2 separate regions of the Homo sapiens genome follow, and region 2 is linked to region 1. The links are chromatin loops, found by intact Hi-C in ENCODE. Cell type or tissue: GM12878. All regions are shown on one strand. Each heading gives the region's core, and the rest is flanking DNA. Links, peaks and the distances in the headings are about the cores only.

The links. Hi-C counts contacts between places; a loop is a spot of excess contacts. Peaks named below come from ENCODE experiments on the same cell type or tissue, not always from the same donor. Only the 100,000 strongest peaks of a DNase experiment are listed, where the experiment ranks them.
Region 2: a loop joins it to region 1, with 4 times the contacts of the local background. A loop is called at or near these places in 15 of 110 quality-filtered maps.

What each region holds. Positions count from the first base shown.
Region 1 is chr6:87,390,232-87,405,867 of GRCh38, reverse strand. It overlaps LINC01590 (long intergenic non-protein coding RNA 1590), which reads right to left and starts at 8,744. Exons shown (of 2, transcript NR_026784.1): 1 at 7,491-8,744; 2 at 6,127-6,430. In GM12878, for the core only: no CTCF peak of the experiment used is centred there; no DNase peak of the experiment used is centred there.
Region 2 is chr6:87,800,120-87,815,755 of GRCh38, reverse strand. All of the region lies in intron 2 of LOC101928911 (a long non-coding RNA gene), which reads right to left. Among named protein-coding and RNA genes, the nearest start is that of AKIRIN2, 110 kb to the right of the region's middle. In GM12878, for the core only: no CTCF peak of the experiment used is centred there; a DNase peak (open chromatin) is centred at 8,096; H3K4me3 peaks cover 700 bases; H3K27ac peaks cover 2,367 bases.

The sequences.
Region 1 (15,636 bases), core at 3,542-11,541:
AGATCCAAGATCTTAAAGAGACCCCATATTTCTGCTTTCTCTCTTGTGCCTGTATCATTGCCATGAGAAGTACATACAAAGCAAGCTCTTTGGTCCCAGAATCACATGCATATGGCACAGAATTGCCTGAACCGATCTTTTAGTAAGATGCAGAGATGCCCAACTAGGGCCCAGCCTAGATCAGCCAAACTCCAGTCAACCTGTAGATGTGTGATAATGAATGAGTATTGTTTTAAACCGCTGAGTTTTTGAGTGGCTTATTATACAGTATAAGTGTGGAAAGAGTTCATTTATAAACCTTTCAGTGATTTAAATTTCTCATTTATAAAACAAAACAATGGTATCTATCTCGTGGAGTTGTGAGAGTAAAATGAGATAGCCGTCATGAAGCACTTAGCACAGCATCTGACATAGATAAAAGGATTCATAAATTTTAGAAACTAGTATTTTATGACCTTTATCATGGTTATTATTGACAACATCAACTATGACAATATATTTTATACTCCCATGGTTTATTGGACTTCTAGTCTTTGTAGAACTATTTGTTCCTAGTTTTAACACGGCAGCAATGGCATTTAATTAAAAAACACGGAGGAACCAGAGTGCATCCAGAGAATAAGAAAAATTTTGTCAGAATAAGATAGAGAGAACTGGATATATTTACCTTGAGAAAAAGAAGGCATGAGAACTCTTCTCAGTTTTGTTAAAAGAGAAACCAAGTTTTATGTTGTTTCAAAACACCAGATTACAAATCTACATAAAACAGTCTTAAAATAGAATTGTGATGGAAGTCATCCTAGAAGAAGTGAAACCCATTTTATCAAATGTTTTTTATCTAAAAGCTAAAAGATTGCCTTTAAGAATATTGTAGAATTAATTTCTTCTGATTAAGTATCTTTAATATGTCACAAACTGTTCAACATTTAAAGAGAGAATTATATATTTTTCCTTTTCCTCAGGCTTTAAGAAGTTTTAAGCTCAAATGAGTTGAGCTTCTTAGCATGTTTAATAATTTTTTATTGAGCCGGGCACGGTGGCTCACGCCTGTAATCCCAGCACTTCGGGAGGCCAAGGTGGGTGGATCGCCTGAGGTCAGGAGTTTGAGACCAACCTGGCCAACATAGTTAAACGCCGTCTCCACTAAAAATACAAAAAATTAGCTGGGCACGGTGGCGGGCGCCTGTAATCCCAGCTGCTCGGGAGGCTGAGGCAGGAGAATTGCTTGAAGCTGGGAGGCGGAGGTTACAGTGAGCCGAGAGATCGCTCCATTGCACTCCAGCTTGGGCAACAAGAGCGAAACTCCGTCTCAAAAACAAACAACAACAACAAAAAATAATAATAATTTTTTATTGAATACTGGACGTTGTGAATTGCATCCTTGTTCAGTGTCTGAATTGTCCCCCTTTAGGAAGGGTTGTGCTGTTTTTTTCAGCCAGTTATTTGTGGATGAGTTTGATTCATTTGTGGACTGTTTTTAAGCTTTATTAGGGTAGGTCTAGAGTAGTCTTCATTCCAGAAATAATTTGACCTTACTACTAATTAATAACTGCTCAGAGGTCTTCAATGAATTCCTTGGTTTTCACTGAGGACTCTTCACTCTGGCTGGTCAGAGCTCAAATGTCTTCTCATCCTCTGTGAGCTCTAAGAATTATTTAGCTTATACTCCCTGGTCATTCTGTGCTCGACTGTGTGGATTGTCAATCCATACATGAACAGCCAAGTACTTAGCAAAGTCTCAGATTTATGAATTCTATTTATTTATTTGTATAGCTTCATCCCTTCCAAAACTTTGCCCTTCAATTTCCACATCTGTGAACTCTGATCTCTGTCTCCTCAACTCAATAAAGTCCCTAGGCAGTGGGTTTACCTTTCTATGCCCAGGATCTGGAAACTGCCTCCAGGCAGAAATTTGGGGGCAATAATAGCAAACAGTTGTTTTATATATTTTGCCCAGTTTTCTAGTTGTTTGTGGTAGGAAGTTAAGTCCAGTCCTTGTTATTCCATCATGGTCAGAAGTGGAACCTTGGGTAACCTTGGAGAGAGGCTAATAGGAAATAACCATCTGGGAGGGTAGAAGAGTGGGTGGGCTTACTAGAAACTTTCAGTAACTTTCAGTAATTACTGAGAAGTAATGAATGTGCATCTGAGTGTCAGGATCATGAATTTAAAGTGAAAGCATTTTGCCATGTTAAGTGATTTTCTTTGGAAATTATTCAGCAGCTCAGGAGCAAGCATGATCTTGAAGAATGGTTGGCTTGACCAGGAACTAGCGTATTGCCAGACTAGCATTATCATGCTAGACCATGCATTTAAACCAATGTAGAGCAACAAAAGCAATTTACTAGTTTTTTTGTTTGTTTGTTTGTTGTGAGACAGAGTCTCACTCTGTCACCCAGGCTAGCATGCAGTGGCACAATCTCAGCTCACTGCAACCTCCACCTCCTAGGTTCAAGTGATTCTCTTGCCTCAGCCTCCTGAGTAGCTGGGACTAAAGGCATGTGCCACCATGCCCAGCTAATTTTTGTATTTTTTGTAGAGACAGGGTTTCACCATGTTGGCCAGGCTGGTCTTGAACTCCTAACCTCAAGTGATCTGCCCGCCTTGGCCTCCCAAAGTGCTGGGATTACAGGCATGAGCCACCGGCCCAGCCAGCAGTTCTTTAGATATTGTGAAGATCTAAGCTAAATTTTTCAGTTGCTAACAAAGATAGATAATTAACATTTGAAAGAGTACTTTGGAGCTTACAAAGCTATTTCACAGATAGATAACTCATCTGTTCCTTAAAACAGCCTCATGAGAGTGAACATTATTATTTCACTTTACAGATATAGAAATCAATATTCAGAGAGCAAGAGACTAGTCTAAGACTGCAAAGCTACTAAGTTACGGAGCCATCTTAAGTCTTATTGCTCTTATAAGTACTTAAAATGAGGGGAATTCTTTTAAGCTTCTGAAAATTCTAGACTCTTTTTCCCAAAAAATTCATAGAGCCCCTAATTTTATATATAATTTCAGATAATATACAGATTCCCTGAAGTTCATGCAAGTGGCAGTGTACTCTTGGTTTAAAATTTCTAATTTTTTCAGCACTGTAAGACAGGGTGGGAAAAAAAAATTTCTAGTTTTTAACTTGCATCTAGATAGTAGTTACATGGCTATTCACTTTATAATTTTTTAACTGTATAGATATATACATATATACACATATACATACATATATGTACATATATACACATACACGTATGTATATGTACATATATACACATATACACATACACGTATGTATATGTACATATATACACATATACACATACGTATATATACATATGTATTTATACACATATGTATATATGTATATATAAATATATATGTTACACTGACTTTTCTGTATATGTTTTATAATAAAAAATAAAGGCTCAATAATATAGAACTTCTCTACTTTTAGTTGTGCTTTGTGGATGTTAAGCATTAAAACAGAGCTGTATTCCTAAAAAATCCTCAAAAGTTAAAAAAATATATATTGTGTTATTCACTTTGTTTTCATTGTCTTTCTCCATTATTATCCATGTGCTTCACAACAGCTCTCCTTTTTTAAAAAAAACACAACCTGTATATTACATGTAGGGCATCGATTTTGAAACTGTGAAAGTCAGAGTCCTGGAATTAGCTGACAATCTCCTTTTCCAGTTTATCTTTCCTTCTCCACAAAAAGGCTTGATAACGGAGAGGGAAGTTGAGATTTCAGGTCAATAATGAGAAAGAAATTATGGAACAAGTAAGACAATGCAAGTCACCCTTATTTCCGTTTCTCTTAGGATAAGCATGAGCTATTTTCTTGTACTTTCCCATATCCTTTTAGTCAGGAGGATCACAAGATTATTCCTTAACCATCTTCTTCATGGAGATTCTTTTTCAAATGTTATTTACATGGGCACAGATACAAAAAGGCAGAAAAAAAAGCAGATAGTTTCGTTTCCTGATACAAACATAGCATAGCTTCTTGAGTTCAAGGGTCCTGTCTAACCCTTAAAAATCTACTTTTCTTTGTAATTATCAAGAATATTTTGGCCGGGAGCTGTGGCTCACGCCTGTAATCCCAGCACTTCGGGAGGCTGAGGCGGGTGGATCACGAGGTCAGGAGATCGAGACCATCCTGGCTAACATGGTGAAACCCCGTCTCTACTAAAAATACAAAAAATTAGCTGGGCGTGGTGGCAGGCACCTGTAGTCCCAGCTACTCGGGAGGCTGAGGCAGGAGAACGGCGTGAACCCGGGAGGCGGAGCTTGCAGTGAGCCGAGATCGCGCCACTGCAGTCCAGCCTGGGCGAAAGAGCCAGACTCTGTCTCAAAAAAAAAAACAAAAAAAGAATCCTTTTCTTTTTTTCTTCTCTTTTTTAAGAGACAGATTCTTTCTCTGTTGCCCAGGCTGGAGTGCAGTGGTGTGATCATAGCTCACTGCAGCCTTGAACTCCTGGGCTCAAGGGATCCCCCTGCCTCAGCCTCCTGAGTAGCTGGGACTACATGTATGCACCACCACACCTGGTGAATTTTTAAATTTTTTTGTAGAGACAAAGTCTTGCTACATTGCTCAGGCCGATCTCCAACTCCTCGGCTCAAATGATCCTCCCACCTTGACCTCTCAAAGTGCTGGGGATTATAGGCATGAGCCACAGCACCTGGCCAAGAATCTTTAAAGGTAAGATGAATGACGAAAGAAAGCCTTAATTCTTCATTTTCCATCTCTTTCTCCATCGCATGAATCAGTCAGTGGAGAAATAAGGGACCTTAGCATCAGATTTTCACCACTTAAATCAGGGAGGGTAATTGAGGCATTTAAGGAAGATAAACAAGCATAGGGCTTTTTTATATATTACAAAAGAAGTCAAAATTATAAGAGCACAAAAATGAAAAAAAAAGAATCAGTGAATTCTGTTATAATCATCAAGCTTCTATAAAAAGTGGGGGCAATAGTGGTTCTTCTTTCTTAGAATTATAAACCAGGTGCAACTTCATACACATACCACATGGTCTTAATTAGGAAAACAGGATTCAAAGCATCAAAATCTTTGCTACTGTAGCATGTGTGGCAATGATTCTCAACTCTAGAGAGTGAAGGACAGCATATCAGCCATGCATTGGCAGCCCACCATGAGCAACTCTGATATGTGCTACTGATCTATTTTGTATATGTGGAAAATGTCGCTGTGTAGCTTTTCTTAAAGGTGAATATCTCCCTGTCTTTTGCTCACCCACCCTCGCACCCATCTACCCAATCCTTAACTAATGACCAAGTCTTTATTAACTTCTCTTGAACCAACTTGCTTTCTCCATTCCCACTTCTCCCACGTTCATTAAAGCAACTGTCTTTGCTTGCTTAGATGACTGCAATGAAGAACTAATTGAGCTCCCTGCCTCTCCAGTTTTGTACTCCCCCAATTATTTGCCTAAACTTATCTTTCAAAAATAGAAATCTGATCATGTCATTCCCTGCTCAACACCTTGTAAAGGTTTCTCAATGGTCTTTGGGTAACTCCAGACTCCTTGGCATGGTATACGAAGCCGTTAATGTCAACCTCAGCTTTCACAACTGCCTCTCCTCTCCTGACAGACTGCACTGTTGCCATTCTCTGGCCATGTTGCATTAACTTCCATTTTTTTCTGGGCTCCAGACCTTTGCCTAGAGGTTACTCCCTCTATCTCTGAATGTCCCCTTTCCTCTTCATCTGATTAATTCCTCCATGTCTTCAGAAGCCATCTCTCCTATGAAACTTTCTCTGACCGGCGATACTGGGTTTAGGGTCCTAAACCTTCACCTCTAACTAGTTCCAAAACATTTCCACCACTGCAAAAAGAAACTTCATACTTATCAAGCAGTAACTCCCCATTTCTCCATTCCCCCACTGCTTACACCTGACAAAGCTCTCAATACTCTATGGAAGTCTATTTTCCTGTCTGTCTCTCCCACTAGACCATAGCTCTTTGAAGACAGGGAGCATACCTTGTTGAGTTCCCCACACCTAAGAAGAGAGCCTGGGATGTAATAGTCACAGTTGACCATCTGGGTTAAAGAGGTGAGTATAGAAGTGAGTAGGTTAAAAAAGAGGGTGGGGGGAGATTTTTAAACATCTTTAAATTAATGTCTTTACTAAAGGGTTAGAATGATTTCAGAAGGAAATTACAATTTTGAAGGGAAAGGAAAAGACATTGAAATTACAGGTTTCAGAAGAAGAGCTTCCTCTGACTCCAGCTTTGGCTCTCCTGCCTTGGGATCCCCAACCCACCCCCAAGCACCCTTGTATGCATTCCTCAGGAAGAGGGATGTTGTTCTCAGTGTTTTCCTCTTCCATCCGTGCCTCAAACTAGGCAGCTTCCAATGGTGCCCTGGGCTTCAGAAGGTGGCCACTGAGCTGACCTCTAGGCTTGCAGGCTTCCTAGGAGAGCAGGTAGTGGAGGTGGGTATGGGGGATGGTGACTGGGCTCCAGTTTGAATTTCATCTTTATGATTCCCTCCCACTATGGGAAGCATTACGGCATGAATCCCAACGACGAAGTTTAATTTGGGACAGTCTAAACCCTTATTAAAGTCATACTATTTTCTCAATCATCAAGAAAACTGCCTTTCTCTGTAGTCCATAAGTCCTCAATTTTGTGAGGAGGAATTTTTTTTTTTTTTTTTTTTGAAACAGAGTCTCACTCTGTTGCCCAGGCTGGAGTGGAGTGGTACAATCTCACTGCAACCTCCACCTCCCAGGTTACAGTGATTCTTGTGTCTCAGCCTCCCAAGTAGCTGGGATTACAGGCACATGCCACCATGCCCGGCTAATTGTTGTATTTTCAGTAGAGACAGGGTTTCACCATATTGCCCAGGCTGGTCTCAAACTCCTGGCCTCAAGTGATCCCCCACCTCGCCCTCCCAAAGTGCTGAGATTATAGGCATGAGCCACCATGCACAGCTAAGAAGGAATTTTTTGGATCTCCTTCCACCTTTGCTGAAATTCTAAAAAAGCTGCATTCCACTTTTAGCAGCTGTTTTCTTATGGCTGAATAAATGCCAGAGATGCCATCAGATTACTTTAATTCAACTGTCTCTCAGTTGACGAGGGCTGAACTGTCAGTTTCCTCTTGGCACAATGCAAGTAGAAAGATAGTAATAAGTGGCTGGGAGCAGTGGCTCATGCCTGTAATCCCAGCACTTTGGGAGGCCTAGGTGGGTGGATCACGTGAGGTCAGGAGTTCGAGACCAACCCGGCCAACGTACAGAAACCCCATCTCTACTAAAAATACAAAAATTAGCCAGGCATGGTGGCACTTGCCTGTAATCCCAGCTATTCAGGAGGCTGAGGCAGGAGAATCACTTGAACCTGGGAAGCGGAGGTTGGGGTGAGCCAAGATCACGCCATTGCACTCCAGCCTGGGAGACAGAGTGCAAGACTCCATCTCAAAAAAAGAAAAGAAAAGAAAAAGAAAGAAAGATAGTAATAACTCACCTGAATTTCTCGTCAGCACTTCAGGATCATGATCTCTAACACTCATCTTCTCTCTGTCACACTCAGGGTTGGGGTGCAGCCCCAGCTGAGGTCTGAGGACAGTGGGTGGATGTGGGGCAGGGAGCTGGAAGAACACTGGAGAGACAGCAGGTAAATGAGACATGGCTTTATTCAGCAGCCCCTTCACAGGGTCAGTGTTACATTTATACACTACACAAACACTAGTGGCTGAGAGCCAGGTGGGGAGCTGCTCTATGTTATGCCTACATGGCTGTGACTATATAAGACACAGGACTGTGCACTTGCACCCCAATCCCGCTGAGATGTCTAGGCTGTTTACCTCGGCCTATTCCTGCTACCCTATGCCTGCTTGGCTACAGCACAGCCATGTTCCTTACACTCTCCAAACCTGTCCCACTCTCTGCATTCTTTATGGGATGAATTGGCATTGATTTAATAGCTGGCTCAAACCTGATCCCACTTCCCCCACTCCCTCTCCCCTCACACTCAGACCTGTCACTAAGCCTGTCCAGCCCTTCTCAGCAAGTCTCACATCCATTTCCTTCCCTAATTACTAATGCTCTCACTCAGGCAGGTTATGGGAATCTCCTAACTGTATTATCTGCTTCCAGGCTGGGGCACTCCCACAGGCAAAGCTGATAATATTACTGCCTGTGTACTGCCCTTTCTGCAGACCACAGAAGGCCCTGCAGAAGAAAATTCAGTCCTCCTCAATGGGATGCAAGACCCTCCTGCAACTGGCCTCTGTTTATCTCTAAACCTGCACTGTTCAATATGGTAGCCACTAACTGATGAAACTATTTAAATTTAAATTAGCTAGAATTAAATGAAAGTTAATATTCAATTCTTCAGTTGTACTGGCCAAATGTGGCTAGAGGCTACCGTATTGGACAGTGACAATATAGAACATTTCCATCATTGTAGAAAATTCTGTTGGATACTTACCTTACCCCTACTGCACCTGAACTCAAATTTTCAAATGATCCGCACCTTTGAGCATACTGTGCTTTAGCTGAGGCAACCTCCTTTAATTGGATTACTTACCTTGCCAACGATGCCCTTCAAAACACAGATCAAATGTCATCCTATTCAGAGAAGCCTTTCCAGCCAAGCCTCCCACTCTTGTGCAAGTGATCACTTCCTCATTTGGACGCCCATTGCACTCTCTGCAGACTTCTACCATAGCGCCCCTAACACTCCATGTCACCTAGTGTTCATGTCTGTTTCCCTTTACTACAGTGTGAGCCTGGGCTGGGGTCAGGAACCCAATCTTATTCATTTTTCTAGCCCCAGCTCTAGACTAATGCCTGACATATAGGATATGCTAAGAACTAATTTTGTGAATGAATAAATATTACCAATAAATATTCTAAGGTCAAGATTTTATCAGACTTCAGAAACAAGAGAATGCCCCAATTTAAATGCCTCACTGACAGGTAAAAACTTTGAAGAGGAAATATATTTCCAGAATGATCATCGAAATACTGGATATGCTCTTTTAAGTCGCAATGTCATGCTAGAGTTGTGTTCCATTTACAACTAACCCACGAGAGGCATGACAATTGGAGTGGATAATTGAGATGGTTTGACAGGTATAGCGAGGTGTGGCTGACTGCACACGAAGGAAATTCCAGCTTCAGCAATTATTAGATACACACCTACGACATTAAAAGCATGAAGATTTGGCTAGTCAATTCAAATATTAAGTGTCTAGGCTTAAAAATATTTTATTGGGACATTTTCCATTATAAAAATAAGACATGCTCTTTATGAAAATTTGGGAGTACAAATCTGCCACCCATAGATTCATTAACAAAGGATTAATGTTGTTAACATGTTCATGTAATGACTCACCTTATCTACATTCTTACCATATCTTATGTTACTCCTTTACAGTCAACATTACAACACAGACATTTTTATATCTTATTATGGGCTGTATTTTTAATAGCTGTATAATATGCAATTGAGTGGATGTGTCATAATTTACTGAAGTATTCCCACTATTATGTAGTATATTTTCAAGTTTTCACCATTATAAATAACAGTGGAGTTATTTGAGTATAAGAATTTTTTGTATCGCATGTAATTTATTCAGATTCCCAGATGTGAAATATCTGAGTTTTTAAATATCTGCTTCATTTGCTACTTTATTCCTAGTACCTAGAACAATGCCTATCCCATGGTAGGTATTTTATTAATAATTGTTTAATGAATATGAGATGTTAATTAAGTGGAAAAAAGCTGGCTTGATATGTAGACACCAAAAGCATGTCATAGGCATGTCTTGTGACAGGTTCCAGGGAAGACTTTGTCCCCACTTTTAAAAAAATTAATAAATTTTATTTTTTAGAGCAATTTTAGGTTCACAGCAGTATTGAGTAGAAAGTACAAAGTTCCCGTCTATCCCTATCCCCACACACCTAACCTCCCTGGCTACTGACATCCTGCACCACGGTGGCACATGTTATAATTGATGAACCCATCATTATCACCTGAAGTCCATAGTTTAGGATTCACTCTTGGTGCCGTGGAATCTATGGGTTGGGACAAATGTATAAGGACAGGTATCCACCATTACAGTATCATACAGAATAGTTTTACTGTTATAAAAATGCTCTGTGCTCTATCATCCCTCCCTTCCCCCAACCCCTGGCAACCACTGATCTTTTTACTGGAGTACAATTGTTGAACCACATGGTAAGACTATGTTTAGTTTTGTAAGAAACTGCCAAACTGCTTTCCAAAGTGGCTATACCATTCTGCATTCCCACATGTCAGCAGAGAAAAGAATTCCAATTTCTTCACGTCCTTGGCAGCATTTGTTGTTGTAAATGTATTGTTTTGGCCATCCTAATAGGTGTGTAGTAGTATGTTATTGTTATTTTAATTTGCAATTCCCTAATGACATATGATGTTGAACACCTTTTCATATGCTTAATTGCCATCTATATATCTCCTTTAGTGAGATATCTGTTGAAATTTTTTGCTCATTTTAAAAGTTGGGTTTTTTGTTTCATATTGTTTAGTTTTAAGGGTTCTTTGTATGATGTGGTTAACAGTCCTTTATCACATATGTGTTTTGCAAAAATGTTATCCAAGTCTGTGGCTTGTGTTTTCATTCCCTTAACAAGGTATTTTGCAGTGCAGAAGTTTTCAATTTTCATGAAGCCCAACCTATCCATTTTTTCTTTTATGGATGATGCTTTTGGTATTCTATTAAAAAATCATCATCAAATTCAAGGTCATCTAGTTTTTTTCTGTTATATCCTATAGGTTTTATAATTTTGTGTTTTACATTTAGGTCTGTTATCATTTTGAGTTAATTTTTGTGAAGGCTATAGAGTTTGTGTCTTCATTTTTTTTTCTTTTTTTCTTTTTTGCTTCTGGATGTCCTGTTGTGCCAGCACCTTTTGTTGAAAATATTATCTTTTCTCCTTTGGATTGCCTTTGCACCTTTTTCAAAAGAATTGACTATGTCTGTGTGGGTCTATTTCTGGACTCCTTATTCTGTTCCACTGATCTATTTATTTATTCTTTGGCTTATACCACACTGTCTGGTAGCTTTTCAGTAAGCCTTGAAGTCAGGTAGTATCAGTCAGTACATTTACTTTTCATGTCTTTTCCCTCTTTTACTGTTCTAATTAAAACTTCCAGTTCAATTTTGAATAGTAGCAGTAGTAATACTCAGTTCCACTAGCTTAAAATAAATGCTTGCATTACCCCTTTAAGTATGATGTTTGCTGAAAATGAAAAAATAAATATCATTTTTCTGGTTAAGGACATCCCTTGCTCTTTCTTTCTTTCTTTTTTTTTTTTTTTTTTTTTTGAGACAGAATCTCACTTTGTTGCCAGGCTGGAGTGCAGTGGCATGATCTCGGCTCACTGCAACCTCTGCCTCCCGGGTTCAAGCAATTCTCCTGCCTCAGCCTCCCAAGTAGCTGGGACTAAAGGCATGTGCCACCACACCTGGCTAATTTTTTGTATTTTTAGTAGAGATGGGGTTTCATCGTGTTAGCCAGGATGGTCTCATCTCCTGACCTCGTGATCCGCCCACCTCAGCCTCCCAAAGTGCTGGGATTACAGGCATGAGGTACCACGCCCAGCTGAAAATTTTCATTTTAACAAGCATTCCAGGTTATTCTAGTTCAGGTGGTCCAGGGGTACACACTTTGCAAAAGTAGCTAATCTAAAATACCATGTGCAGCAAGCACTTTTCCATTTTTCAATATTATGTACAAATTCTGTCTTTGATTCTGATGGACAATGATACATGTGTGCATTAGGCATTTAAAAAAATAGGTTATCCCTGTCAGCAACTTAGTAATAAAAATGACTTGAAGTACCAAAAATGAGAGCATAGTTTATTGATACTTATAAAATTTGTAATCAATATCAGTGTTGCAGACTAATTTTTATGATCTGATTGTAATTTAGTCACATGTGATTGAAATCTGCAGTGGCCCAGATTTGCTCTATTTGTAGACTTTCTCCCACAGTACCCCAGAACAGAGGATTCTAGCAAACCTCAGATCGATAAGGAGTAACAGGATGGGACAATGGGTCGAACTGGCCAGAATGGAGCTGAGATTACCAGCTGTAGAATTTAAGCAGGTCCACTTGACGGAAAAAGAGAGACTAACTGGAGCTACTACTTATTTCTGATATTGAATGAAATGAAGCTGATGTCTGTGGAGTCTAAATATCAAGGAATGGTAAAATGAAAAGGTTCCTGGTGGGTTATCCATGCCATTACTAAAGTTCTAGCATAATTTTGTAGTAGTTAGAAGCCCAGATTGTGATGTCTATAGCATGTATGAACGAGGTACTGTTAAAGCTGAATGCCAATCTTTATGAGAGAAGTTGAGGGAACATGTACTGCCAAGGATCTGACCTTCACTCCCAGAATAATAATCAGATTGTCACCCTCAAGAGGTAAGCATAGTTCCTAAGAAGGAAGAAAGTTCCTTCTGCTGCATTAATGTCATCTTTCATACAAAAATCAATGTGAAGAACTGCCTCCATGTTCAGCCTCAATGACATACAGTATGTGACAATTACTCAAGTGACTTAAGTGATTTCCTATACAGACCACAGTGCCACTTTTCTTACATATATGTAAGGGAGCCACCTACTGTCAAAACAGGATATTACAGCTACAAATTCTCCCACTGCCCACCCCCAACTATACAACTGCATAAACTTAGCTGCAATAATTTAGATGAGAATTTTGCAGAATTCAAGAAACTGACGTAAAATAATTTTGGGGGTGGGAAGGAATAATCCACACTTCCCTGTGTCCTTTACAAGTTGGAAAATATTCATTAAGCACTTACCTGTTACGCATTGCAAGTCTCAAAGAGAATCCTGGTATGCTGGAATTAGTAAGGCAGTTTGTAGTAACAAATGCCCCTGCCAATTTCCTTCTTAGTATTTTTGGTAATGCTATTTCTTCCTGAACGTGTCTTTGCCTGTCTCAAGCTTACCTAGCCTGCAAACTCAGCTAAGTCTTACCTCCCCCATGAAGACTCTGCATATCTCCAGCCTGTTGCAGCCTCTCCTGCTTGGATCTCTGTTGCTTTGCTTCATCCCGGAGGCACACTCCTGTGGGCACTTCCTCATACATACACTGCTTCATGGTGATAGATAGCAATAGTTAGCATTTACCATATGTCAACACTGTTGGACCATTTTCCTTCTATTCACTTATTTAATTATCATATTAACTCAATGAGGTGATTACTGTTATAATCCCCATTTTTAAAAAGAAGAAACTGAGGCCTAGAGAGATTTAAAAAAAAACTTGCTCAAGGTCCTTAAGGTTATTAAACAGTAGTGTCAAGATTTAAACCCACGTATCTGCATTTCCAACTTACTTGTAAGCACTTGGTGGACGAGAACTATGTTCTAAAATTCTTTTGAAGTTCCCACATTGCCTAGCCTAGTGCTATGATCTTAGGGACTGATGTCCATAGTTTTACTACAGTTTACTAATTTTCCAGGAAATCAGAAGACCCGAGGAAGAAGGTAGTTTCCCCCCCATTAATCAGGCTGATAAAAAAGAAGTTTGGCAAGGTACTATAGCAATAATAGGGAACTTGTGTTAACCATGTACTATAAGCCTGGCACTGTGCTAAGCATTTTTATATATTATTTAATTCTTACAAGAAGCCTTTTCAGAGAAGTACTATTATATATATCTTATAGATGAGAACGCTAAACACAGAGAGGTGAAGTAACTTGCCTAAGGTCCCACAGATTCTAGCCTATGTCTAACCTATATGCTATCATCTTGCACCTACTGTGTAAGAATACTTATTTACAGCCGGGCACGGTGGCTCACGCCTGTAATCCCAGCACTTTGGGAGGCCGAGGTGGGCAGATCACCTGAGGTCAGGAGTTCGAGACCAGCCTGACCAACATGGAGAAACCCAGTCTTTACTAAAAATACAAAATTAGCCAGGCGTGGTGGTGCATGCCTGTAATCCCAGCTACTCAGGAGGCTGAGGCAGGAGAATCACCTGAAGCCGGGAGGTGGAGGTTGCGGTGAGCTGAGATCGCGCCATTGCACTCCAGCCTGGGCAACAAGAACAAAAGTCCGTCACAAACAAACAAACAAACAAACAGCTTATTTACAAGGGGATTTAGAAATTGCAGTGAATACACCATGAGGAAGATGGCCTTCTCTCATAGAACAATGACTCCTAATTTTGTAGGATTGGTACAGGAGGGCGAAGGTTCACAGAAGGATTGCATATTCTCAACTATTGATGTCTCTTTCCCTTGGGGATCTCATGAGTTACTGCTGCCATCACAGAACTGACCTCATGGGGGCAATGCTCCCAAACCCACAGCAACCCTGAGGCAAGGCTGGAACATTTACTAACGTCCAGGGTAATAGGACAAGTACATAACATAGAGCACCACAATCTGGTTACAAGATGTGGCTCGCTCTCCAAGGCTTGAACAAAATAAATTTTTTGACCCTCCTTCCTGCAGTGGCTCCATTCTTATGTTTGTGACAGAAGAGCAATCACCTGGCACCTTTCTCTTCAAAGTCAAGCCCCTAGAGAGCCGGGTGCAGGAGGAGGTGGAAGTTTCCAGTGGTGTGAGAATTTCTATTTCCTTTATCAAGGCCTGGAACTTGTACATATGATGGACATTGTAGATGACCACTCTCTTGGGTAGATGCCTTCCCCTTCAGCTACTAGCTCCAGGAATGAGACCTGCTCCTAAGCCTTGCTCCTTGCTATGGTCTGAATGTTTGCGTCTTCCCAAAATGCACATGTTGAAACCTAATCCCCAAGGTGATGGTTTTAGGAAGTAGGGTCTTTGGGAGATGATTAGGTCAGGACGGCTGAGCCTTCATGAATGGGATTGGTACCCTTATAAAAGAGACCCCAGGCTGGGCACAGTGGCTCACACTTGTAATCCCAGCACTTTGGGAGGCTGAGGCAGGGGGATCACTTGAGGTCAGGAGTTCAAGACCAGCCTGGCCAACATGGTGAAACCCTGTCTCTACTAAAAAATACAAAAATTAGCTGGACGTGGTGGTGGGTGCCTGTAGTCCCAGCTACTTGGGAGGCTGAGGCAGGAGAATCCCTTGAACCCAGGGGGTAGAGGTTGCAGTGAGCCGAGATCATGCCACTGCACTCCAGCCTGGGTGACAGAGTGAGACTCCATCTCCAAATAAATAAATAAAAGAGGCCCCAGAGCTGTCTTGCCCCTTCTACCATGTGAAGACACAGCAAGAAGAAGCCATCTATGAATCAGAAAGTGGGCCCTCATCAGACACCAAATCGGTGCCTCGATCTTAAACTTCTCCAGAACTGTAAGAAATACATTTCTGTTCTTTATAAGCTACTCAGTTTATGTTACTTTGTTATAGCAGCTGAAACAGATTAAGACATACCTCAAATGGACACCATAATGTCTAACTAGTCCATATAACATATTTACATGTACAATAATAGGTACAAGTAATAGCTGTCCGCAAACCAACTCCTTTGGTCAGGGTATCGAGAGATGAAAGGAATCACTGCACCCAGATGTCTAAGAGTTCAAAAGAAGCCAATAAGATGAAGGGGCTCTCACTAGGCGCTCATCCTGACAATGCCATATGCAT
Region 2 (15,636 bases), core at 4,663-12,662, 410 kb before region 1:
TATAGTAATAAAAGTTTTATCTGTGTATACAGCTATCTAGTTAAAGACCACGTTTCCCACAATCCCTAGCAACTAGGTGTGATCATGTGACTAGGTAATGGCAAATGGGATGTGAGCATAAGTAGTGCAACTTCCAGGTCATGCCCTATTAGCCAATGTGTATTCTGTTGCCTACAACTAAGAATCTTGAACAATACAGTAATTGGTACCAAAAGTAAAGTTTATGAGTTTGGGGTTCTCAGTCATCAGCTCATCCCAATTGTCCACATTCTAATCCTAAGGGTCCTACTCTTCCCTATCAGTGCCTTTATCTTTACTTGAGAGACCTGGCAAGACTGAATTCAACCTATATTTTAATTCAGCAACTCACAGGATTAGACTCCAGATATGATTTTCAGCTACATAAATCCTTTACTATAAAAGATTTTTTAAATTCTTCTAGGATAATATTAGAAATTTCTTGGTATTGTTGTCATCTACTGAGCTGAGAATTTAAAGCTTGAGCCTGTTACTTTCTTTTTTTTTTTTTCTTTTGAGACGGAGTCTTGCTCTGTTGCCCAGGCTGGAGTGCAGTGGCGCAATCTCGGCTCACTGCAAGCTCCACCTCCCAGGTTCATGCCATTCTCCTGCCTCAGCCTCCCGAGTAGCTGGGACTGCAGGCGCCCACCACCACGCCTGGCTAATTTTTTATATTTTTAGTAGAGATGGGGTTTCACTGTGTTAGCCAGGATGGCCTTGATCTCCTGACCTCATGATCCACCTGCCTCAGCCTCCCAAAGTGCTGGGATTACAGGCGTGAGCCACTGCACCTGGCCTGTTACTTTCTTTCCTTACATTCTCCAGGGCACTTTGAAGAAGTAAGCCAAACCCACAGGTCTTATATTCATCATGTTCCCTCCATAATTATTTCTTGCAATGAATAGCCACTTACTCACAAAGATTAACACAGGTGATAATTTAAGTAACTCTTTTACCACAGGTAACAAGAACTATCAATATCTCATATTTTAATAATAACTGACAAGGCAGGCAGATCACCTGAGGTCAGGAGTTCAAGACCAGCCTGACCAACATGGTGAAACCCCATCTCTACTAAAAATGCAAAACTTAGCCAGGTGTGGTGGCGGGCACCCGTAATCCCAGCTACTCAGGAAGCTGAGGCAGGAAAATCACTTGAACCTGGGAGGCGGAGGTTGCAGTGAGCCAAGATCGTGCCACTGCACTCCAGCCTGGGCAAAAAGAACAAAATTCTGTCTCAAAAAATAATAATAATAGTAATAATAATTGTTATTGCCCTCAAAATCTAACCCAGTATGTATTCAATTCTAAATTTCCCATTTCCTTGTAGGTTTGTCTAGAGTGAGTGTGTAGGAAAAATGGTGTACATCAGTGTCTGGGTATCAAAGGAATAGACTACAGTAAAGAATGCTAGTTCCCTATCCATGCATACATTTTTCCCCTCCCTCCTTAGTATTATTTTTGGGATGGCAAAATAGACAGCTAAAAGCCACATTCCCAGGACCTCTAGCTGCTGAGCATGGTCACATGTCTAAGTTCTGCCCAGTGAAACAAAGTGGAAGAATCATTTGGGACATCTGGGAATCCTGCTTTGTGGGAATTGTCTCAGTAGGGTAGAATCCTTTTTTGCCCTTCTGTCTTTCCTCTTGTTTCTGGCCTGCATCACAGATGTGATGCCCAGTCCCCCAGCAGCCATCCTGGATTCTAAGGTGATCTTGAGAATGAAAATCATGGACTAGAAGAGTGGGATAGAAAGATAGAAGACGCCTGTGTTCCGGATGCCTGTGGATCCTCAATGCCTACTTTGACACTTCACTTACATGACAGATAAATTAAATCCTGTCTGATTTAATATTCTGTCATATGGGGGGTTTATGTCATATGCAGGCTCACTTAATCCTCGCTGATATATTGAATAAATGTTTTAAGGACAAGAAGATAGAGGAAACAGCATCTTAGTAATAAAAGAGGGCAGAACTAACAGCAAAGCTGCTCCAACCCGAGAATGTCCCTCACCTAAAGAATGACTTTTGTTTGACCTCTTAAAATTAATCCTGTAAAATGACTCCATTATATTATCCTCATCTTTCAGTTGAGATAATCCAGGCAATAAGTGTTTAAAGGAATACTTCTAGAATTATGCAACTATGTGGAAGAAACATAACCAAAATGCAGAGTACATTTGCCTATATATGTAGTCCCCATAGTCACCCAATGCAAGTATCAAAAATATAAGAAAAAAGACATAACAAAAACAGCTACTCCCCTCCTATATGACTAGGACCAGTTAAGATGATTTACCTCCTGCATCTGTTCGATAGGCTATTTTCTATGAAGACTTATCAGGCAAGTGGCTCTATGGTCATAAAAGGAAATGAGTGGATGACCCTGAAGTCATTTTAGTCTTCCTTCCACCTTCCTGAGAAGCTCTGGAAGTGCTACTCGGGTGGCTGAGGCAGGAGGATTGCTTGAGCCCAGGAGTTTGAGGTTACAGTGAGCTTCCACTGCTGGGGTTAAGTCTGAATGCATTTTTCAGATGCAGCAAAGTCAGCTTCTACAGTCTGGTTTATTCACCTGGGTGGATGCAAAGATTCAGCATCCCCCACTGCTTTAGAAGGTTTGAAAAGCTCAGTCATGCATATTTTAGAATACGTTTTGGACATCGTGAGTCCTAAAGGAATAGGCCATGGCGAATAATAGAAAACATCAAACAAACAAATGTTGCTTTCAAGACATACGTGTCAACAAGTCACTGATCATAAACTTTCTGCTAGAAATCAGCTTACTGCCACTACACAGAGGGTTCAGTTTTCTTTCTTGCAACTCCAAAGCAAAACTTTCCAAAAGAAGATCAGAAAAGCCCCCAGAAGATATTGAGGCTCTGGCAACAATTGATTGTTGATGAATCTGACCCTTCTGGGGAATCTTATAACCATACGCTCTCAGACACATTCTTCAGAGGAGCCAAAAAATGAGCAATCCTAAACTCTGACTTGAGGGCAGCTGTGTTGCCATGAAAAAAAATCTTTCTGTAGAAGAAAATCTTTTTGGCCATCAAACTAATTTGAATGCATGGTCTCCAACAGTCCACTCACTGAAAATCGATTCTGCATCGATCTTCTTCATGCCCTGGGCTTCCCACTCTCTGTGCTACTCACAGTTCCCTAATTGCACAGTAGTTGCTGAAAACCCTATGCCTTTGCCCATACTAGTCTCTCTGCCTGTGCCATCCTGCATCCCCCTTTCTTTACCTGGCTACTTCTTACTTGGCAACTGTGTTGTGGAACCAAACTGGGATCCACTTGCCCAGTGCGGCAAAGCCAGATACTGACATCAGGGTTGCAATGAGAGAAAATGAGGCATTTACTGCAGGGCACCAAGCAAGGAGAATCAGGCAGCTAATGCTTTAAGACCTCAATTCCCCAATGGCATTCAAGTAAGCGTTTTTAAAGGCAGAGAGGTGGAAGTGACGAGCAAAGTCATAAATCAATATATGAAGGCTATACTTTGGTTTGACCTAAAATGGCAGGTTACCTTGAAGTGGGGCAGCACACAGGTCATAACGTGGATTCAAAGGTTTTCAGATTTGCAGTTGGTTCAGGAGACGAAGGTTTGTCAGAAAATCTGGGATCAGTAGGAAGGAATATTAGTTCTGGCTGGGAGGCATGATCTCCTCCAGGTACCTCAAGAAGAAATTTAGAACAAAGAACTAACAGCAGTCAGGGTTGAGTCCTCAGTCCTCCCTTATCTGAGGTCTCCATGCCAGTGGATCCATTGGGTGGGGATCTGGGTTTCTGAAAAACAACTCAGGGACATATGTTAAGATGTTATCTTCAGTTTCTATAAGGGACAAAACAACTGTGATTCTAACTTTCTTGTCTATTGTTTTAAGCTACCATTACCTTCTTGGTTATCAAGTTGCTCATTTACTTCTTAGGACTAGCTAAGTGCCTGAAATTTTCCTTGAAGGAACTCAAGATTTTCCCCTATTTCCATGCTTAGGGGCCCACAGGCCCCTAAGAGGGGTCCCTGTTCTGTCTCAACTGCTTCAGGCATCACTTCCTTCAGGAAGTTTTCTCTGACTACCTCTGAATCAAGGCAATGAGCCTCCTCTGAGCCCCGTACACCCTGGGCATACCTACACCATGGCATTTATCACACTCTATTGCAATTCTCAGGTTATTGGAAGGCAAGTTCTGTTTTTTGAGATATGTGTTGTTATAGCACCTGTCAAAGTGCCATGCCCTGAAAAAATGTCAAGACAATAAATTGATCAATGCCTGGGTAGTAGGAGTATTGTACCGCAGGATGCCAACAGCACAGGGCTTGGCATCAGAAACCCTGCCTCCAAGGCATGACTTCATAATTTATTTGCCAAATTATTTAAAGTCTCAGACTCAGTGCCTCATCTGTAAAATGAGGATTATAATTCCATAGCATGGTTGCAGATTAAATAAAATAATATAAATAAAAGTACTTAGCTATATTTCTAATAACAACTTAATAGATGCTATTCAAATATCATGTGAGGCCAGGCATGGTGGCTCAAGCCTGTAATCCAAGCACTTTTGAAGACCAAGGTGGGCAGATCACCTGAGATCAGGAGTTCTAGACCAGCCTAGCCAACATGGTGAAACCCCATCTCTACTAAAAATACAAAAATTAGCTAGGCATGGGGGCGTGTGCCTGTAATCTCAGCTATTGGGAGGCTAAGGCAAGACAATCGCTTGAACCTGGGAGGCGGAGGTTGCAGTGAGCCGAAATCACACCACTGCACTACAGCCTGGGCTCAAAAACAAATAAACCATATATATATATATATAATTCGAGCATTAGTATTAACATCAACATACAATTTGCCCCTTTCTGCTGTGAAAAAGGACTTGGTGGCAATACAGGTAAGAGGAGATGCTTCCTATTTATTCTAAACTTTACTCAGTCTAAAGGAAAAGATTCTTCAGTTTGACTCCTTCTTGTACTTTGTTACTGACTGAGTTCCCCATGCCACCTACATGCTGCCCACCTTACTGTTTCTTATCCACAATTACAATTCCCAAAGGAAGAGAGGGCTCAGATTCCCCATTTGTAAAATAAGTCAGACTAGACTACCATTCATCTGCCTTTAATTTCTAATCTGTACACTTCAAGGTTCATATGGGCTAAGTCCTTATGTGTTCTTTACTGTATCCCCAACACCTAGAAGAGTGTTGGGCACACAGTAGGTCCTTAAAAAATACTTCTTGAGGCCGGGCGTGGTGGCTCACGCCTGTAATCCCAGCGCTTTGGGAGGCCGAGGCGGCGGATCACGAGGTCAGGAGATCGAGACCATCCTGGCTAACACAGTGAAACCCCGTCTCTACTAAAAATACAAAAAAATTAGCCAGGCCTGGTGGCAGGCGACTGTAGTCCCAGCTACTCCAGAGGCTGAGGCAGGAGAATGGCGTGAACCCGGGAGGCAGAGCTTGCAGTGAGCCGAGATGGTGCCACTGCACTCCAGCCTGGGTGACAGAGCAAGACTCCGTCTCAAAAAAAGAAAAATTCTTGAATGAATACACGCATGAATAGATGAACTAATAATGCTTAGAATACGATGATGACCATATTTGTTAATATCTTCCATAAATTATTTACAGCACTCTGGAATAAATAATTTGACCATATCAAAGACTACAAACTTTCATTTATAAGATGAATAAGTTATGTAGATTTAATGTAAGACATGATGACTAGAATTAATAATACTGTATGGTATACTTAAAATTTTCTGAGTAGATCTTAAGCATTCTCTTCACACACAGCAAAACAGCAATTGTGTGAGGTGTTGTTAATTAGCTTGATTGTGGTGATCGTTTCACAATGTATGCATATATCAAATCATCACATTGTACACCTTAAACATACAATTTTTACTTGTAAATTTTACCTTAATAAAGCTAGCTAGAGGGGAAAAATCATTTGCATATACTTTAAATCAGGATCCCGGCAGTAATGGCTCTCCAAAAGCAGTAGCAGTTGTTCCATTTGTTCTGTTAAACTGAGGACAAAATGGTGTTTGGGCTGAAATGAACCAAGTGAATGTCGAGGGTCTTCTCACTATAAGGCACCACCACCTTTGCCAAGTTGCAGAGATAGGGTCAACACCTGTTCCCTCAACCTCCTATTCTGTTCCCACAGATGACCTAACTGCCCACAACCATCGTGTTTATGATAGTGAGATAGTTGAGAGCACCAGACATTAACTGCTTCCAAAAAACAGTCCACAGTGGGATTTTCTGGGATTATATATAGCCTGCTTCCCCAAACAACCCAGATTTGAGAACAAAGGAAGAGGCCCAGTCCTCCCACAGCAGGCAGGAGAAACAGAAAGTAGACCTCCCCCTCCTCTCCCTTCCCTTGAGATAGGAGGAAATTTTGAACTCTAGTCTCTGCCTCCAATTATCAGGGTGTTCCACAGTCTTAGCCTTGCAATTTAAGAGTCTTTTCTGTTTTAGATTTCTCAAGCCCTGGGAAACGAGTTCAAAAACAGTTGTATAGTGTTGCACAATGCCATTTTCCTCACCTTATATAAAAGAGTTAGGATCAGGCCAGGTGCGGTAGCTCACGCCTGTAATCCCAGCACTTTTGGAGGCCGAGGAGGGCGGATCACCTGAGGTCAGGAGTTCAAGACCAGCCTGGCCAACATGGTGAAACCTGTCTCTACTAAAAATACAAAATACAAAAATTAGCCGGGCATGGTGGTGTGTACTTGTAATCTCAGCTACTTAGAAGGCTGATGCAGGAGAATCGCTTGAACCCAGGAGGCAGAGGTTGTGGTGAGCCGAGATCACGCCATTGCACTCCAGCCTGGGCAACAAGAGTGAAACTCCATCAAAAACAAAAAAAAAGAGTTAGGATCTCTGAATCCAAGAGGAAAATGAGTATAGTAACGGGCTTCGGCTGTGTAGCCAACCTCATATTAGAGTCTGCATTCATTTCCACTCCACCCAGAAGGGGCAGGTGTATTTAAGCGGCAGGTGATTGTGTTGGAGGAACAAAGTGCTTTAAGGCACAATACTTACATGAAAGACTATGTAAACCCAAGTCCAGAGTCATTACCTCTGTTGCTCCCTTTCCTCTGCTAAAAACTTGTAAAAGGCATTTATACCATCTGAGTCATGAACCCATTCCTGTGTACCAATTCATTTCCCTGAATGAGTCTTAATCAGTCATACTTTGAAGGGAGTAGTCAAGTCGTTAGATCTGACTAATGAACCTTTCCAAATCATGCACACCATTTACTGTAAACCACGCTAGTCCCACACAATGAAATTACATGTCATTTTATCTCCCAAGAAGCAGGGAGCTTGAATAGATGGGATACGGCTCTGAAGCACTCACTTAAACGTTGACCCTATAATCTTGGTGTCTAGTTAACATTCAGAAAAGAGAATAGCCATGCAAGTCATTGAAGGCTGCCCAGTAGGTTGGAAACTGGTAGGTGTTGAACACAGAGTACATGATTTCACACCTTTAACTGCAATAATTTACATTTTTGCAATGTTGTGACCACTGTGCATAAATGAAATACTTCATCTAATGGTTTCTCAGCTACCAAGAACATAGGCAAAACTCTGCCTTCATTTCAGAAACATGTCTCATAGTACATGCTACACAAAATTCATTCTCATCTAAGGGCAAAGCCATGGATCTGTGGGGCACTGTGGGGCACACAAAGTTGGGTCCACCATGGTTCCTTCTCTTTTGGAACCCACTTTCTAGTGGGAGATAGACATAATATAAGGCATAGCAGAGTAAGGGCCTATTGGAGAAATTATTTCTGTGGCAGACCAGAGGATGAGGACCTTAATTTGAATTAGCAGATTAGGGAAGGTGACTGTGAGGAAAAGAACCTGAAGAATAAGAAGGATTTCAGGTGGGGGAGAATGAGGATGATGGCATTCCAGCATGATGGAATAACAGCAATGATAGCATGAAGGCATGAAGCCCTCACCAACACAGAAACTCTATAATTACATAAGCTCCTAGGTCCCACTTACGTTTCTTGCCTACACAATGCTCAGCCCACAGGGGTCTTGAGAGAAGCATAATACTTCCTCTTTTTCTGTACTCTAAAGATACATGAAGAATCGCCAGCAACCCTTTACAACAGTCATAGTCAGAAGAAGCTATTCAGTGTCTGTATCGGTCCACCTCCTTGGCCACTGGTTCTTGGTTTCCAATCCATTCTGCACACTGAAACCTTATTAATCTTCCCGAAAGCTGCATTTCTCCAGACAAGAAGAGCTCATAGAGAGGAAGAACTTATAATACTCTTCTGGGCATTCTAATGTTCACCAAATAAAGCCCAAACTCTTCAACGAGGACCTGAAATTTCTCCATGATCTGGTTTCAATCGTCCTTTCTGTCTTAATTTTCCGCTACTCTGCATGTAAGCAATGATGGCATCTTATCACTAGGAAACTACATGGAACCCAGGAATTAAAAAAAGGAGAAAACTCTGTAAGAATTAGTCTGAGACAAGGAAGGAGGTGATACTGCTTCCAGCAACAAGACTTCAGATGGTGGGTAAGAGAGAGGGAGGAGAGAGCGAAACTTGCTAGGAAAGAGCTGCCGATGAGAGAAAAAAATTGTTATATCTCAGTGAAAATTGTATTTCAAATTTGAACTTTATAAAGACAAATCAAAATAAAACTTTAATAAGATTTTAACTCACACAATATTTGATCTCGTCAACCTCTTCCACGATTATTTAAAACAATCATTTATTTGTTCAGCAAATATTTACTGAGTGTCCACACTGTTCCAGACATTGCTCAAAGTCCTTGGGGATATAGCTGTGAACATGATGGATGTGGACAGCCGTGTAGAGTTCAGTAAAAACTAAAATTATGATACTAAAATGAAGTGGTTAGGCCAGAAGATCTGTGTATGATGTGCATTCACACACCCACACTCCAATGCAACAAAGCAGTGACTCTACGTAATTAGATAAGGCAATAAAAGACAGACTCTCCTATGTTCCATTGGCAGATTGCCCACCTACCAGGTTTTGCTTATCCTTCTGAACCCAGTGATATCTCTAAAGAATGTTAAAATTTCAATTAGGGATGACTTGATCTATCTCTTTATTAATATCCCTGTTCCTTCTCTTTTAACAAATTATTTTCAATTTTTTTCTAAGATATTTTCAATTGCACCTTTGAACAAGAGAAACATGCCCTGCCTCCATGAGAATTTCAGCTTTTCAGAAACTGAGTGTCTCAGTTAATATCTGTTTGGTTGACAATAAAAATCAACTTGAGCTAGCTTATTTGGAAGGAGGAACTTATTCTAAAATCACAGTGGTAATTCACAAAACCCATGAAGGCAGCCAAGCTTGAGAAAATGACCTGGAAAGCCCCTGGGAACCCAGACAGTGTTCCCTCTCTGTTCTTCCTTGTTTCTCTCAGTGCATCTGCTTCTTTCTTCTCTTTTCACACCATCTTTCTGTGAATGCTCTCCCACTGCTTGGGTTTTCACCATTTCAGTTCCAGCTGTAAAGAGCTACTAGCCATCACTGAATCCTAGCATCAAATTCCTGGGCATGAGAATCTAATTGGCTCACTTTAGGTTTACTCTGCTCCAACCAACGGTGACAGGGCCAAACATGTCCACCAAGGTCTGTCACTATGAGAAGCATTGTCATCCAAAATGTGTCTCCCATACCAGGAAAATGTGTACAGAGATTCCACAGCTACCTCCCACTGAGAAATGTATCTTTCAAAATGAAGTTATAGGATGGGCAGTGGCTCACACCTGTAATTCCAGCACTTTGGGAGTCCAAGGCAGGCGGATCACCTGAGGTCAGGAGTTTGAGACCAGCCTGAGCAACATGGCGAAACCCCCATCTCTACTAAAAATACAAAAATTAGTCAGGTGTGGTGGCGCATGCCCGTGATCCCAGGGAGGCTGAGGCAGGAGAATCACTTGAACCCAGGAGGCGAAGATTGCAGTGAGCTGAGATCACACCACTGCACTCCAGCCTGGGCAGCAGAGCGAGACTCTGTCTCAAAAAAAAAAAAAAAAAAAAAAAAAAAAAAGAAGAAGAAGAAAATAGGTTTGTCCACACATGAACCTAAAAATGAACCTAAAAGAGTTTTCCTCCAAGGGTCTCCAGAACACATTTTGAGAACTGTTACATTAAAAATTGCCTACCATCAGCATGTAAGAAAATACTTAAACAAAGCATCTTGATTTTATAGGAGTAACTTCTTTCTGCCTCCATATTAACTAACTCAACCAGTTTAGCTTGCTACATTAATCATATTATTTTGATTAATCTGATTAATCTATGAATCAATTGAATTTGATAAATTGGATTGATAAATAGTATATAGTAGTTATTGAAAAGCTTTGCAGAAGGATAGATCTGAAATGAATACTTGGCTCCTCCACAAATTAGCTACATGACCTCAGGCAAGTCCTTTAAGCATCAGTGTCAGCGTCCCCATTTTTCAATAGGCATAATAATGATACTTACTCACGGGGTATGAGGGTTTCATGGAACACTATAATAAAATGCTTAGCATAATGCCTGATATAGTGAGTGTTCAAAATGTCAGCTGTTTTTATTTTTTGTTACTTAGCATATCTGTGCTCACAGCCACTAAAGATGAATCTTTTCTTACGCTTGAAGAATTAGTCCTACAAGTAATGACTTATGTTTTGTATCCTAAGTGTCCCTACCCCACAGGAAAATGTGCTAAGTAACTACGCCACTAAGACAGTTACTGGGCACACAAGTGTTCTGGGTGCAGCTTGAGAAGGAAATCTCAGGTTACCCTGAGTCCATGTGGTGGTTTAGAAAGTGATTGGTCTCACTGAGAGGTTATGGAGAATGCCTTTAAATGTGTCTGGCTGGAAAAATTAAAATATATTTGGACCTAATTATAATAATATTAGATCTATTCCCAAACTTTTTTTTTTTTTTTTGAGAGACGGAGTCTTGCTCTGTCACCCAGACTAGAGTTCAGTGGTGCGATCTCAGTTCACTGCAACCTCCACCTCCCAGGTTCAGGTGATTCTCCTGCCTCAGCTTCCCAAGTAGCTGAGACTACAGGTGTGAGCCACCACGCCCAGCTCTTTTTGTATTTTTTAGTAGAGATGGGGTTTCACTATATGTTGGCCAGGCTGGTCTCGAATGCCTGACCTCAGGTGATTCGCCCGCCTTGGTCTCCCAAAGTGCTGGGATTACAGGCGTGAGCCATCGCACTTGGCCCATTCCCAAACTTTTATTTTGTTCCTTAAAGATTTGTTTCTTGAAGCCTTAAGTGAAATTTCCCTTTTGGTAAAAAAAAAAAAAAAAAAAAAAGCTTTCTAATTGGTTACTAATAAATCCAGTTCTATGCTATTAAATTTCATCTTTGTCTGTTCCAAATTGACAGAAAATGAGGAAATCATCAAGACATGGATTAAAATTTCTTGTGTAGCCCTGGAGGTCCCATCAATTCTCACATAAAATAAGAAGTATTCGAGAAAATGGAACCCTGACCACTGCTCTCTGGCTTACCTATGACTATCTTTACCCTCATTTCATATATTTTGCTGAGAATACAAAATACATAAGCTATTTAATTTTCTTTATCCAATGCCAGTATATTCTTATAAAATGAAACCAAAAAGCATTTCCTTAAAGCACATGCTGGGTGGCCACATATAACAAGTCTTTTATAAGAGGCAATATGTTTGCGTAAGTGAGAAGGCGGAAAGAGAAGACATCATCTTATGTGGCCACAGTAAGTTTTACACAGATCCTACTGCCTCTATATCCTGCCAAAGCTTGATCAAGCGTCTGAGTCCTAACAAGCCATGATAAAGAGCCAGGAAATAACCCAGGTATTTGGCAAGTTGTGATCACTCAATTTGAAGACTATTTTTTTCTTCAGTTATTTCTCACTCTAAAGCTCTTTCCCATAAGCTTCATAGGAAATATTTAAATTCCTCACGACTCTAAAATATTTAAAATAAACAACTAAAATCCAGTACCTTTGCTTAACTTTACTGAGAGAATGCAACAAAACATCAATCCAAAATTATATAAATCAGAACAACATTTTGAAAAAAATTGTAATCAGCAGCCTAACAAAGTACACACTGATAAGCCAATTAAAACGTTCATGTGTAGCTCAAATAATAAAATGTTTATTTATGATTTTTATCTTTTTCATAAAGGCAAAAGATTCACATTTTTGTTAGATGATTTTCACAATGGGAAGTCCACAACTTGTAGCTTCTCCTGGGTCAGTGATTTGGCAGGATATAGGTCTAGAGTTGGCCACAAATCTTTGTCACCCAAGCAAGTTTGGCCACAGTTAAAACACCAGGACTCTGCTCATTTTATATATTTTAAAATACAGAAAAAGTTGGGGACCCTTAGCACATCAGGATTCATTACTGAGCAGAACCATGAAGTATTTCAGCATCTTCTTTCCCTGCTTCCCAACGATAGCACTAACCCTAGTGTTCCATGAGGACCTAAATACTAATCAATCAAATGGAATGATAAATTGACCACAAGAAACATTACAGTTTCTACAGGATGGTGTTGTATAATGTGGAGAAAGAGAGAATGGGATTTTTTAAAAATTCTTAAACATTTTATTTCTGGTCTGCACCAAAAATAAAGACAAGGAGAATCCTTCCAAGATCATGTCATAAAGTAATGAAAATTCTCTATTTTTTCCACTCAACTCTACTCTTTTGCCACAGTTTCTACAAACTTTATAATCTACTTCAGCACCCACACTTTGAACAAATTAATATAAGGAGGATTCTGGAGGATGAAGTTTAGAAATGGGCAAAATAAGAAGAGTTTTCATTTTTCTGTGGAAATAGAAAAAATAACTAGAAAAAGTTTATTAAAATGTTTTAGTTATTTTTAAGCTTCTTGTCTGTAGAAACTATCCAATTTGCAAAGAAACATTATCCGTAGATCCTTGTAACTAGAACACATTTTTTACAATCATGATTTTAAAATAATTATGTTATCATTACTATGAACTATTTTTTGAACACTAGAAGTACTCCTGATGTATTTCTTATCAGTGGCTTTACCATATTATTTTAACAAAACAAATTTAAAAAGCAAGCCGTAAGATCACTGGACAAGATTAGATGATAAGTTTCCATTTCTAGAAATGGCAGAGTAGCTCATATTACACCAATCCTCCCAAAGTAACAATTATAAACCCTGGAAAACACACACACACACACACACACACACACACACACACAAATCTGAAGCCATTTGAGAGTGTCTAAAAGCAGGCAAAACTAGAGGTGGTCAATATTTAGAGAAGGATGGCCAGGCTCAATGTGCTTATAACCCCAGTGCATTGGAAGGCCAAGACACTAGGATGGCTTGAGGTCAGAATTTTGAGACCAGCCTGGGAAACGTAGAAAGACCCCATCTCTCCAAAAAATATATAAAAATAAAAATATTATCCAGGCATGGTGGCATGTACCTGTAGTCCTAGCTACTTGGGAGGCTGAGGCAGGAGGATCACTTGAGCCCAGGAGTTGAAGATTACATAGAGCTATGATCATGCCACTGTGCTTCCAGCCTGGGCAACAGGGTGAGACTCTGTCTGAAAAAAAAAACAAAAACAAAAAACAAACCAACAAACAAACAAAAAACCCACTGGATATTTGCCAATTTTTTCTATTTCTTTGTCTGAGAGTACTCCCAATTGGTCCCACCAAAAGGTGGCTAAAACTTGCACAGAAACCTTGCTAGCTAAGAAATCGGAAGACAAAATTCAAAGCAATAACAGCAGAGAAGTGAAAGGAGAAATAGTGGAAAGGAAATAGCCGCAGAAGGGAGACTCAAATTCTACATATAAACTCTGCCCAAATCTCTGGCCAGCCTCTAAAATATACATATGTTGGATAGATACCAAGAAATCTAGCTCGAGCTAAAAGAACTAAACAGATTTCAGTTGCCACACCACAGAGGAAAAGAATTTAGAAACTGAAATCAACTAGGTTAATTGCCTGCTAAAACACAAAATCAATACTCTTTAGAGTAACATAAGAGAATGCAGAGTCTCTATATCATTCACAATATGCACAACATGATCCAAAATTACAAGACATAAGAAAAAATGGGAAAATATGACTCATATACAAGAAAAATGACAATCAATGGAGACTCCTAAGATGATTTATATGTTGGAATTAAGAAACAAAAGTTTTAAAACAGCCATTATAATTACGCTCAAATATATAAAGGAAATATACTCATAACAAATGAGCAGAAAGAAAATCACAACAGAGAAATAGAAAAGAACCAAATGAAAATACTAGAATTACAAAATATAATATCTGCAATTTTAAAAACTCACTGATGGGCTTAACAATGAATTGGAAATGACAAAGGAAAGGGTCAGTAAATGTGAAGATAGATCAAAAGAATTACCCAATCTAAAAACAGAAAAGTCTGGGGGTGGTGGCTCATGCCTGTAATCCCAACACTTTGGGAGGCCGAGGCGGGCAGATCACCTGTGGTCAGGAGTTCAAGACCAGCCTGGCCAACATGGTGAAACCCCGTCTCTGCTAAAAATACAAAATTAGCCGGGCATGGTGGTGAGTGCCTGTAATTCCAGCTACTCTGGAGGCTGAGACAGGAGAATCGCTTGAACCCGGGAGGCGGAGGTTGCAGTCAGCCGAGATTGTGCCACTAGACTCCAGCCTGGGCAACAAGAATGAAACTCTGTCTCAGAAATAAATTAAAAATATAAATAAAAACAGAAAAAAAATTGAAAAAGAGGAGAGCCTCCAGGACTTGTGAGAAAGCAAAGAATAACATGTATAACATACACGTAATTATAGTCCCAGAGGAAGAGAAAAGAGAAGGAATGGGACACAAAAAATTTCTGAAGAAATAATGAGAGGAAGATTACCAAACTTGCTAAAGGACATACATTTAAAGATTCAGTAAACCCCAAGCAGGATAAATACAAAGAAAACTATACCTATGTACATCTTACCCAAACTGTTGAAACCCAAAGACAAAAAAAAAAATCTTGGAAGCATCAGAGTAAAGCACTCATTATATACAGGAAAACAATACAGATGATAGCTGATTTCTCATTAGGAAAAAAAAAAAAAAGAAGCCAGAAGAGAGTAAAAAAAAAATTTTTTTTTTTTTGAGACAGAGTTTCGCTCTTGTCACCCAGCCTGGGGTGCAATGGCTTGATCTCGGCTCACTGCAACCTCCACCTCCCAGGTTCAAGTGATTCTCCTGCCTCAGCCTCCTGAATAGCTGGGATTACAGGCACACACCACCACGCCCAGCTAATTTTGTATTTTTAGTAGAGACAGGATTTCACCGTGTTGGCCAGGCTGGTCTCAAACACCTGACCTCAGGTGATCTGCCCGCCTCTGCCTCCCAAAGTGCTAGAATTACAGGTGTGAGCCACTGTGTCCGGCCAAGAGTAAAATATTTTTAAGGTGCAAAAGGAAAAATGGTAAAACCTAGAGCTAGGATTCTATATCTAGTAAAAATATCCTTCAAGACTGAAGGCAGAATAAAGACGTTTTCTTATAAATGAAAACTAACAATGTTTGCTGTCTGCACCA